Regions from separate parts of the Homo sapiens genome. Here region 1 is linked to region 2. A link is an interaction called in ENCODE POLR2A ChIA-PET data of the cell type or tissue named here. Cell type or tissue: CD4-positive, alpha-beta T cell. All regions are shown on one strand. Each heading gives the region's core, and the rest is flanking DNA. Links, peaks and the distances in the headings are about the cores only.

The links. ChIA-PET counts read pairs that join two places held together with the same protein. Peaks named below come from ENCODE experiments on the same cell type or tissue, not always from the same donor. Only the 100,000 strongest peaks of a DNase experiment are listed, where the experiment ranks them.
Region 1: POLR2A ChIA-PET joins it to region 2 with 5 read pairs; 5 of 35 experiments call an interaction of 5 or more read pairs at or near these places.

The regions. Positions count from the first base shown.
Region 1 is chr16:89,532,562-89,537,914 of GRCh38, forward strand. SPG7 (SPG7 matrix AAA peptidase subunit, paraplegin) reads left to right here. Exons shown (of 17, transcript NM_003119.4): 9 at 1-75. Among named protein-coding and RNA genes, the nearest start is that of RPL13, 25 kb to the right of the region's middle. RefSeq lists an enhancer at 2,987-3,677. In CD4-positive, alpha-beta T cell, for the core only: no CTCF peak of the experiment used is centred there; a DNase peak (open chromatin) is centred at 2,080; H3K27ac peaks cover 875 bases.
Region 2 is chr16:89,432,747-89,438,114 of GRCh38, forward strand. The region is part of intron 1 of ANKRD11 (ankyrin repeat domain containing 11); the gene reads right to left. The region is part of intron 1 of LOC101927817 (a long non-coding RNA gene); the gene reads left to right. Among named protein-coding and RNA genes, the nearest start is that of ANKRD11, 55 kb to the right of the region's middle. RefSeq lists an enhancer at 169-941. In CD4-positive, alpha-beta T cell, for the core only: no CTCF peak of the experiment used is centred there; DNase peaks (open chromatin) are centred at 2,555, 3,095 and 3,824; H3K4me3 peaks cover 778 bases; H3K27ac peaks cover 279 bases.

The DNA of each region.
Region 1 (5,353 bases), core at 1-5,000, 100 kb after region 2:
GCTCCACCACCATGTCCGGCTTCTCCAACACGGAGGAGGAGCAGACGCTCAACCAGCTTCTGGTAGAAATGGATGGTCAGTGCTCGTGCGCCCCGCACCCCCATTGCACCATCAGAGGAGGTTTTCCGATGTCTTTCAGAACAGGTTGTGGTGAGCCAAGATCGTGTCACTGCACTCCGGCCTGGGTGACAGAGTGAGACTCTGTCTCAAGAAAAAAAAAAAATAGAAATGTAGCTTTCAGACCCGGCGCAGTGGCTCACGCCTGTAATCCCAGCACTTTGGGAGGCCAAGACAGGCGGATCACCAGAGGTCAGGATTTCATGAGCAGCCTGGCCAACATGCTGAAACCCCATCTCTACAAAAATACAAAAGTCAGCCGGGTGTGGTGGCAGGTGCTTATAATCGCTAGTACTCTGGAGAATCGCTTGAACTCGGGAGGTGGAGGTTGCAGTGAGCCAAGATCTCACCATTGCACTCCAGCCTGCCTGGGTGACAGAGGGAGACTCCATCTCAAAAAAAAAAAAAAAAAAAACACAGCTTTTAATTAAAAAAAGGTCAAGACAATAGTAAAAAAGACAAGTAGGAATATAAGTGGTACGTCAGATGTAATCTTTCCTTTTCTTTTTTAGATAGTCTTGCTCTCTCTCCCAGGCTGGAGCGCAGTGGCACAATCTTGGCTCACTGCAGGCTCTGTCTCCCGGGTTCTCGCCATTCTCCTGCCTCAGCCTCTCGAGTAGCTGAGACTACAGGCGCCTGTCACCACGCCTGGCTAATTTTTTGTATTTTTAGTAGAGACGGGGTTTCACCGTGTTAGCCAGGATGGTCTCGATCTCCTGACCTCGTGATCCGCCTGCCTCGGCCTCCCAAAGTGCTGAGATTACAGACGTGAGCCTTAGCACCCAGGCTTTTTTTTTCATTATTACTGTTTTTTAGGGGCTTTGCAGCAAAACCCAGAGGGACTGCTAGACAGATTCTGGAAGAGCTGTGCCACTCATAATTTTAGGTGTAATGAGTCTGTCTGGTTGTGCTGCCACGTCTCTCCCTGTGCCCCCTGGAGAGGGTGTGACGCTGGTTAGAGGGCGGAGCAGAGCATCAGGGTGCTGCACTGCAGCGAGGGAGACACCCCATTTGTTGTGACCCCTTGAAAATGACTTCTGGTCTGGCTTTGACAATTTTTTTTTTTAATGGAGCTGACCCAATAAAGGTGACATGGAATTATTTTTCTTCTGAGCTAGTTTTGCAAGATTATTATTATTTTTTTTATGTGGATATTGTTGTGGTAAAATAGATAGCCAGGCTTGGTGGTGCAGGCCTGTGTTCCCAGCTGTTGGGGAGGCCGAGGCAGAAGGAGTGCTGGAACCTGAGCTAGGGAGTGTGCTGTGCGATGGTCTCGCCTGTGAACAGCCTCTGCATTGCAGCCTGGACAACACAGCGAGACCCTGTCTCTAAAAGACAATGAATACGTTCACATAGATTTACCATTTTAATCATTCTGAAGTTCATTGACATTCAGTATATTCGCACTGTTGAGCAACCGCCACCACCACGTGTCTCCAGAACTTTCTCTTCAAACCGAAAACCTGTCCCCATTCAACCCTCCCCATTCTCCATCCCCAGCCCCTTGCAGCCTGTGTCCCGCTGTCTGTCTCTGAGTTTGACTGTTGTAGGGACCTCATAGAATTGGAGTCCTACAGTGTCTGTCCTTTGCTATCCGCCTTCTTTCAAGCACATAACATCTCTAGGGGCCACCTGTACTGGGCACGTGTCAGGATTTCCTTCCTCTTTGAGGCTGAACGATGCTGCCTTGTGTGTAGGGGCTGCGTCTTGTTATTTGCCCGTCGGTGGACATGTGGACTGTGGTGAATCAGGCTGTGTTAACATAAGTACAAGCATCTTCTGAAGTCTCTGCTTTGTAAGATTTATTTTTAATCAGAATTCTAGTTACATTTTAGGTATTGTAGATGAGGGAGACTTTTTTTCCCCAAGTGTTCTGGCTCCGAGAGAGCCGTTGACTTCCTGTTTTCTTTGTTGCCTGTGGCTGTCTGGAGTCGTGTGTGTTAGCACACATGCACAGCCCAGTTTTGACTACTCAGCTAAGGGGGAGCTTGCTCCACCTCTCATTGCAAAATCACTTTAGACTTACAGAAGCGTTGCCACGGTAGTCAGAGTGTTCTTTGATGCCTTCCTGCAAGCTCCCTGAAGGCTGACTGTGACATACATGGTCTGCAGGTTCGGACCAGGCCACGCTGTCCGTGACTGCCCCCCAGACCCATCCACAGGTGCTTCCGCCCCCCCGATGTGGATGTTTGGTCTCCTTGGTCTCTTCCCCTCCTGTGTCATTTGTTGGTCTTGTTTTTTGAGACAGGGTCTTGCTGTGTTGTCCAGGTTGGTCTTGAACTCCTTGGCTCATGCAATCCTCCTGCCTCAGCCTCCCGAGTAGCTGGGATTACAGGTGGGCTTCACTGTTCCTCAGTGTTTGTCTTTGGTGACTGTGACACTGTACAGGCCAGTGACATTCAGGAATGTCATCTCTGGAACTGTGACATGTCCTCAGGATCAGGTCGAGCAGTGCATTTGGCAGGATTGGTGCAGCAGTGCTGTGGTGTGCCTTGAGGTTTACAGTGTCGCTGCACCTGTCGCTGGCGGTGGACTCTGCTGAGGACTTTGGCCCTGGGCTGGCATGCATCTCTTCTGGGTGCTCCATGTTCCCTGTGCTGGCGCCCGTCTCTTCTGGGTGCCCCGCGTTCCCGTCTGCCTCTGGGCTGCTGTGAAGTCAGGTAGACTGATGCCCACAGAAGTGTTCTCTAGGCTCTGAAAGCTCTGAGGTTAGAAGATGAAAGTGAGATTCCCGACAGTGTGCAGGACGCAACGACGTTTGCGGAGAATGCTTCACACCTCTCCTGCTGCTTGTCCCCCGTGTCTCCAGTCGTCTCTCAACACGCTTATTCAGGAACTAACGCGTGAGCAACCGAGACCTGAATGGCTGCCTTCTGCACACACAGCAAGTGGTCATGGGAGTCGAGTTTTCAGAGAACACAATGTCTTCAGAGATGTGGGGTGAGCAGTTCAGATTCTGTGATGTCTGAGGTGTCACTGAGGAGAGACCCGTCCTCAGAGGTGGGTCCTTGGGGTTCAGGGACCCCACCGCCTCTGCTGGGAGAGCTGCCCTGTACCTCAAGCGGAGATCACCATGCGTTTTAGAGGCCTCTGGAGCCTACAGGCTCGCTGTACTGCTTCTCTGCAGAGCATCTTTATGTGGCCTCTCTGGTGCTGTGTGGCCTTCAGTGTGGCCTCTCTGGTGCTGTGTGGCCTTCACTGTGGCCTCTCTGGTGCTGTGTGGCCTTCACTGTGGCCTCTCTGGTGCTGTATGGCCTTCAGTGTGGCCTCTCTGGTGCTGTGTGGCCTTCACTGTGGCCTCTCTGGTGCTGTGTGGCCTTCACTGTGGCCTCTCTGGTGCTGTGTGGCCTTCACTGTGGCCTCTCTGGTGCTGTGTGGCCTTCAGTGTGGCCGCTCTGGTGCTGTGTGGCCTTCAGTGTGGCCGCTCTGGTGCTGTGTGGCCTTCAGTGTGGCCTCTCTGGTGCTGTGTGGCCTTCAGTGTGGCCGCTCTGGTGCTGTGTGGCCTTCAGTGTGGCCTCTCTGGTGCTGTGTGGCCTTCAGTGTGGCCTCTCTGGTGCTGTGTGGCCTTCAGTGTGGCCTCTGGTGCTGTGTGGCCTTCAGTGTGGCCTCTCTGGTGCTGTGTGGCCTTCAGTGTGGCCGCTCTGGTGCTGTGTGGCCTTCAGTGTGGCTCTGACCATTGCTTCTGGAGGCTGCTCAAGGATGGGTGGGTGGTTTGGGTTTTGAGGAAATCTGCAGAGCACCTTGGGTTCTGGCCGCAGAGTCTGAGGACTCTCGGTGAGGCGGGTGAGGCGGGTGAGGCGGGTGAGGTCAGGTGAGGCAGGTGAGGTGAGGCGGGTGAGGTCAGGTGAGGCGGGTGAGGTCAGGTGAGGCAGGTGAGGTGAGGCGGGTGAGGTCAGGTGAGGCGGGTGAGGTGAGGCAGGTGAGGTGAGGTGGGTGAGGCGGGTGAGGGCGGGTGAGGCGGGCGAGGTGGGCGAGGCAGGCGAGGCGGGTGAGATCGGGCGAGGCGGGCGGCTGCGCTGCTCTGGCTGTGTGGCGTGGACACCAAGGTCTTCGTCCTGTGAGTCTGCGGCCTTCTTCTCCAACCAGGTGCCTCTCTTGACCAGCTACCCTCCCAGGGGACCATGAGGAAGCTCAGAGGAAAGACCCCCGCCTGCTCCTGTCTCACGGAGCCCACAGGGTCACGGAGGGCAATGGAGGGTCATTCGCTCTGCTGGGGTTGCCTTTTGCACTGAAGATAGAGACCACCTTTTTGAGTGACTTGAGCCCAAAGGCAAGCGTATATCAAACGATCTTCTCCACATAACCTCTCTGTGCCATCATAAGAATAGCTGCTTCCGCCCCCGGATTTGCTCAGGCCTGGGAATCCGCTGACTGAAGGCCTCTTGTTGAGTGCCAGCTCTAAACAAGTCCCTTTATGCAGAGCCACAGCTGTGCATGCTCAGCCCTGCCGAGGTCCCAGGCCAGGCTTTGTTGCTTCCGTTCATGGAAGCGCACAGGATAGGGCCGACGCTGTGCCGGTCGTGGGGAAATCTCACTGGGGAAGAGAAAAGCCCAAGCCTTGTTGGTTACGTCAGCCGGTCCATGGCGGTGTCCTGCGGACCCCAGAGCCCCCGGGAAGGGCGCAAGTCAAAGAGCACTGGAGGCACCGCCGGCGATGGACGTCCAGGTCCCGGCTCCTGTGCTGGAAAGCGTTGATGGGGAGCGTCGGCGCTGACCACACGCGGGAGCTGCGGAAGCCCAGCGGTTCACACAGGCCTCCCTTCAACGTAGTCATCCCCTGGTGGTGGAAGCAAGACGACGGCCCCTGACGTGCAGCCACACACAGAAAAGGCTGCTGTGAACATTTTATGCTTCGACTTTTTTTTTCTTCAGAGACAGGGTGTCGTTCTGTCGCCCAGGCTGGAGTGCAGTGCCACCATCATAGCTCACTGCAGCCTCCACCTCCTAGGCTCAAGCTTCCTAAGTAGTTGGGACTCAAGGCTTGAGTCACCATGCCAGGCTCTGTTTTTTCAGTCTGTGAAAAATAAAGTCATCAGCATGTGAGCTTGGCAGTGCTTGCCGTGAGCTCTTTCAGGTCCAGGCTCCCAGTGTCTGGGCAGTGAATGAGGTCCTGGGAAGCTGGGGTCCTGGTCCTGGTCCCAGTGTGACCCGGGACACCCCTACCTTTGTCCTTAATGTGGCAGTAAATGTATCAAGCACGCTCTGCCCTGGGAGCCGTGGACTGCCTGCCAGGTGG
Region 2 (5,368 bases), core at 204-5,203:
CCAGCCTGGGCAACACAATGGGACCCCATCCCTATAAAAAATTAAAAAATTTGGCATGGTGGTACACGCCTGTGGTCCCAGCTACTCAGTAGAATCACTTGAGTCTCTACTCAGGAGAATCACTTGAGCCTGTGAGGTCGAGGCTGCAGGGGGCTTTATCACAGCCCCACACTCCAGCCATGGGTGACAGAGACCCTATCTCTCTCTCTCTCTCTCTCTCTCTCTCTCTCTCTCTCTCTCTCTCCTCTCTCTCACACACACACACACACACACGAAATATATGGACACAGGCCACATTATATACAAGCATTGCCATAATAAAAACAGCTCTCCCTTGGCCTCTGAGCATTTTACCCTTTTGATCCATTCAGCTTCTTTAGAACAGATGGATATTCACCATAAGATGTAGTTTATGGACAAGAGTAATTTGGAAATGAAAAAGGAAGACAGTAAGGAGGCCTCCCCTTCAAGAGGGTTTCATGACAAGGCCCAGTTGAGTGGCCATGACTGGCCGGATCCTTTGGCCCTAACATATGGATCCCTCCAGGCTCTTTCAGTCTGCTAACCTACAAGTTAATTAGTCCATTTCTAGGAAGAAAGTGTCCGTTGTCTCCTCTGCAGACTTTCCACTTCCTGACAGCACAGGAACCTAACAGCATGCCAAGTTCAGACTCCTTTTTCTTTGCACCTCACTACCACCGACAGGCTTTCAAACATACTATTCAGAACAGAGACACGGCGTTGGCCACCAGTCCCAGCTCCAGCAACACTAAAAGGCCTCCCTAAAGGAGCAGCAGGAGCGCAACAGAGAAGAACAGGGTTGGACGTGGGGGCTGGGCACACCACCTTCACCAGAGTAAGAGAGAAGGAACGGGCTTGGACGCAGCAGGGCTGGGCACGCCACCTTCACGAGAGTAAGAGAGAAGGAACGGGCTTGGACGCAGCAGGGCTGGGCACGCCACCTTCACGAGAGTAAGAGAGAAGGAACGGGCTTGGACGCAGCAGGGCTGGGCACGCCACCTTCACGAGAGTAAGAGAGAAGCAACGGGCTTGGACGCGGGGACTGGGCACGCCACCTTCTCCAGCCCCAGAGCCCCACTGTGGAGAGAAAAGGGGCTGCTCTCTGCCTCAGAATCCAAGAACTCCTGAGAAAACAGCTACATCGACATCTGGTATTAACATTTGATTGTTTAACCACACTATAAGGGAGAAGGGGACATGGACACTGGCTTCTAAATACAGAAGTTTCCAGCTCCCAGCTGGTTACTCTGAGAAGATGCCCCTAGTGTGTCACCTACAGAGAAGGGAGGATGCCCACCTACCCTGCCTGGCCTGCACCACCCACTAGAAATAAACAACAGGCCCCAAATGCAAACAGGACCAAGAGAAGGGCCATACGGCAGCAGCACCCCAGTGCCTCCAAGATGCCACTCACCCATGGTGCACCCTACACACACTCACCTCCTCAAGACACTATGGATTCTGTGTGTCTGGGGGTGAACTGCAATTTTTTTAATGTTTTCCAAGTAAATCTAATTTAAAAAAAAATCACTGATCTAGCCCTTCCTCACCCAAACTCCCAGTCATACAGTTGTCGAAATAATGACCATAAAGCAATTCTTCTCTAACTTGAGAATTCTCATACTCTTCTTCTCCACGCAAGTCGGAAAGACCTAGTCTGAGAAAGAAAGCCATAAAAATGAGAGAATCCAGCGAAGTCGCTGCAGCCAGGAGGAGCAGCACCGCGCAGTCCTGTGCCTCACCCCTGCCCAGGCCACCTGAGCCCCACCTGTCACAGTAAGGCTGCAGAAGCATGCGGCTGGTCAGCAGCTAATCAGCAGAAGGAAAGCTGGCCCGACAATCCATGCCTATAAATTCCACAACAGATGTCTCCTGAGGTCCAAAATCTGCTCTTATTAAAGAGTGGCGTGTGGGATGGGCAGAGACTCACACAGCCACACCACACACACAAGGTCTCAGGACTCTAGCCAAGGTCTTCTAGTTTGTAGTGGCCTCATGTTTGATGAGCATCTAATAACAAAGACAGGAAAGCACTGGATGGAGACGCGGCGAGGACACTGGCTGTCTGGGGCAGCCTTGCCCTGAGGAAGTTATGCTCTAACTGGTGAGACTGCACCAAGGCACAAGAAAACCCACGACAAACTGAAGTGTCCATGCGGATGGCTAGGTGAAGCAGGGCGCAGGCCCAGGTGTGAACACTCAACTGCTGGGAGCCCAAGACCAACTGATACACCCACAGCCACCAGCTCTTCATGAGAGGTGAAGCCAGCTGGGCTTCTGGGTCGGGTGGGGACTTGGAAAACTCTTCTGTCTAGCTAAAGGTCTGTAAATGCACCAATCAGCACTCTGTACAAATGCATCAATCAGCGCTGTCTAGCTAAAGGTTTCTAAACTCACCAATCAGCACTCTGTAAAAACGCACCAATCAGCACTCTGTGTCTAGCTAAAGGTTTATAAACTAACCAATCAGCATTCTGTAAAAATGGACCAATCAGCACTCTGTAAAATGGCCCAATCAGCGCTCTGTAAATGGACCAATCAGCAGTACGTGGGCAGGGCCGAATAAGGGAATAAAAGCTGGCCACATGAGCCAGCAGCAGCAACCCACTGGGGTCCCCTTCCATGCTGTGGGAGCTGTGTTCTTTCACTCTTCACAATAAATCTTGCTGCTGCTCACTCTTTGGGTCTGTACTACCTTTATGAGCTGTAACCCTCAGCGCGAAGGTCTGCAGCTTCACTCCTGAAGTCAGCGAGACCACGAACCCACCAGAAGGAAAACACTCCAGACACATCTGAAAATCTGAAGGAACAAACTCCGGACACACCATCTTTAAGAACTGTGACACTCACCGCGAGGGTCCACAGCTTCATTCTTGAAGTCAGCGAGACCGAGAACCCACCGGAAGGAACCAATTCCAGACACATTCACACGCAGACGTACTTTCGTTCTGTCCTGCTGGGAGTCCAAGACCAACTGACTGTCCACTCAAGGAACAGACCAACTGACGCACCCACAGCCACCAGCTCTTCACACACACACACACACACACACACACACACACACACACGCTTTCGGTCTGTTCGCTCAAGGAACAGGAAGCCTTTTTCACTTCAACTTCTGCATTCAGTTCAATGTGCTGGTGCCGCCCATCACCTCTAAATCACCGCAAGTTTCAAGAACAGCCAGTTGTGTCCTGGAGCTGTGCTGAGCACGCCCACCAGCCCAGCAGGTGCTGCTGAGAGCAGAGGGTTTTGCAGGGTCACACATTCTTCCAACAATATGACTGCAGACCCCCCAGCAAAAGGAAAGATTCCCCATTTGGGAAAGTAGACTAAAATTTTCTTCTATTAAAACATGATAATTCGGCCGGGCACAGTGGCTCATGCCTGTAATCCCAGCACTTTAGGAGACGGAGATGGGTGGATCACCTGAGGTCAGGAGTTCGAGACCAGCCTGGCCAACTCGGTGAAACCTATCTGTACTAACAATACAAAAATGAGCTGGGCGTGATGGCTCAGAACCTGTAGTCCCAGCTACGTGGGAGGCTGAGGCACGAGAATTGCTTAAACCCAGGAGATGGAGGTTACAGTGAGCCAAGATCATGCCACTGCACTCCAGCCTGGGCAACAGAGTGAGACTCGGTCTCAAAAAAAAAAAGATAATCCAAGTTTCTCCTGACAGATGACATTCATCAACAAGAGATTCAAGCAGAAAAGACCACTGTCTCTAACAGCAAGTATTATACAAGAGCCTCAAGCGACGTCTGCCTTGGGTGTTGGGACATAGCAAACAGGACGGCTGTTCCGCAAGAGCAGGACTGAAGCAGGCGGAAATGAAGACGCAGGGGCATCAGCCATCAGAGCTCTTCTTCCTGGAATAACTATTCCTCTAAGCTGCTCCTTCAGATACAAAATAAAAAGTAACTCTCAACACTGACAAGTCAACGGAGGACACGCGAAAAACCAAAAAACTTTTACTATATTTTTGTTTTAATAAAGTTATTCTAATCCCCTGAGGTAACTGTGAGGGAATTAATAACTAGAGAACTGTTAGAGACCCCTGAAGGTTGGACAATGGTATTGCCGAAGCTTTGTGTTTTGCTCTTCAATAAACTTATCTACTTTCTTAAGCTAACTGAATAAAATTTAATATACATTTATCAACCACATCTTTTAAAAAGAGAGAAAAGTAGGAAACTCAAAGTAGTTTCCTTTAAACAAAAGATGGTCAAAGTTGATGAATTTAGAACATTTGTCCCCAATATCCTAAAAAGTGACATACGAGGAAGGAGATGTCACAGAAGAAAACGACAACACACACCCAAACGGCATCAGCCTGTGTGTGACCATTTTCACAACAGGGAAGGGAACGAAGCGAACAGATCCATCACTGAAAGCGCAGCACACACCTTCTAACCTGGAAATGGAGAAGGAACGTCCACTTATGAAGAGGGCCAACAACAGTGGCCTCTCATTCCATGAACCAAGCATGATGCTAATATGCTAATATGACAGAGAATTTTTTAAAAAGCCACCAAAAAAATACCAAAAAGTGAAAGACTGTATTGTTTGCCCCAACATCTGTTTTCTTCACTCTAATGTTCCCAAACCAGTGCAGCAAACAGGCTGGCTCTTCCCGCCTCCCACTGACTCCTCCACACCCCTACTTCCTCTCTCCTCATTCACCTCTTCTTCTTTCTGCTCTTCTGTGCCTCCCACTCTCTCACTGAGCAGCCCCTCACTTCCCAGCATGCCACCATCTCCCCTGAGCAAACAGTCCTCCAGAGACAGTCCTCCAGAGCTCTCTCCAACCTGACATCTCTCCCAAGAGCCCACTCACCAGATGTCCAAGGGGTTTATGAAAGCCATGGATTCAAGGCTAGAGACGCTGTCCCTCAGACCAGCTCTCTCCGGCTCTTCCTGTCTGGTAGGGAGGCTGTGGTGCCCTGGCCACTCTCATTTCTCACTGGCCTCTGCACCTCCCATGCATCCGCTCCTCCGCCATGCCTCTCCACTACTCCTAATGCCACTCCCAGCTCCAGCAACCCACCCTCCAGGGCACCTCGACGCTATGCCCAGTTCAATCTCCTATGGGTCAGTGCAGGGCAATGCATAATGCAAACTAGGCCCGGGGGCTGTGGAGTTGGGCAGCCATGGTTAAAATCATTCTTAGTTTCCTCATCTGTAGAAAGAAAAATTCCTGGATACAAAATATAAGATGAATATACACAAGTCCATTGTATTTCTAGACACCAACACCAGGCAGAGTCCACCATGAAGGCAAGTGGCAGTGTCCCAAGGAGAGCCCGCTGGCCAGGAGGGCACCGCAAGCTTGGACACAGCAGGG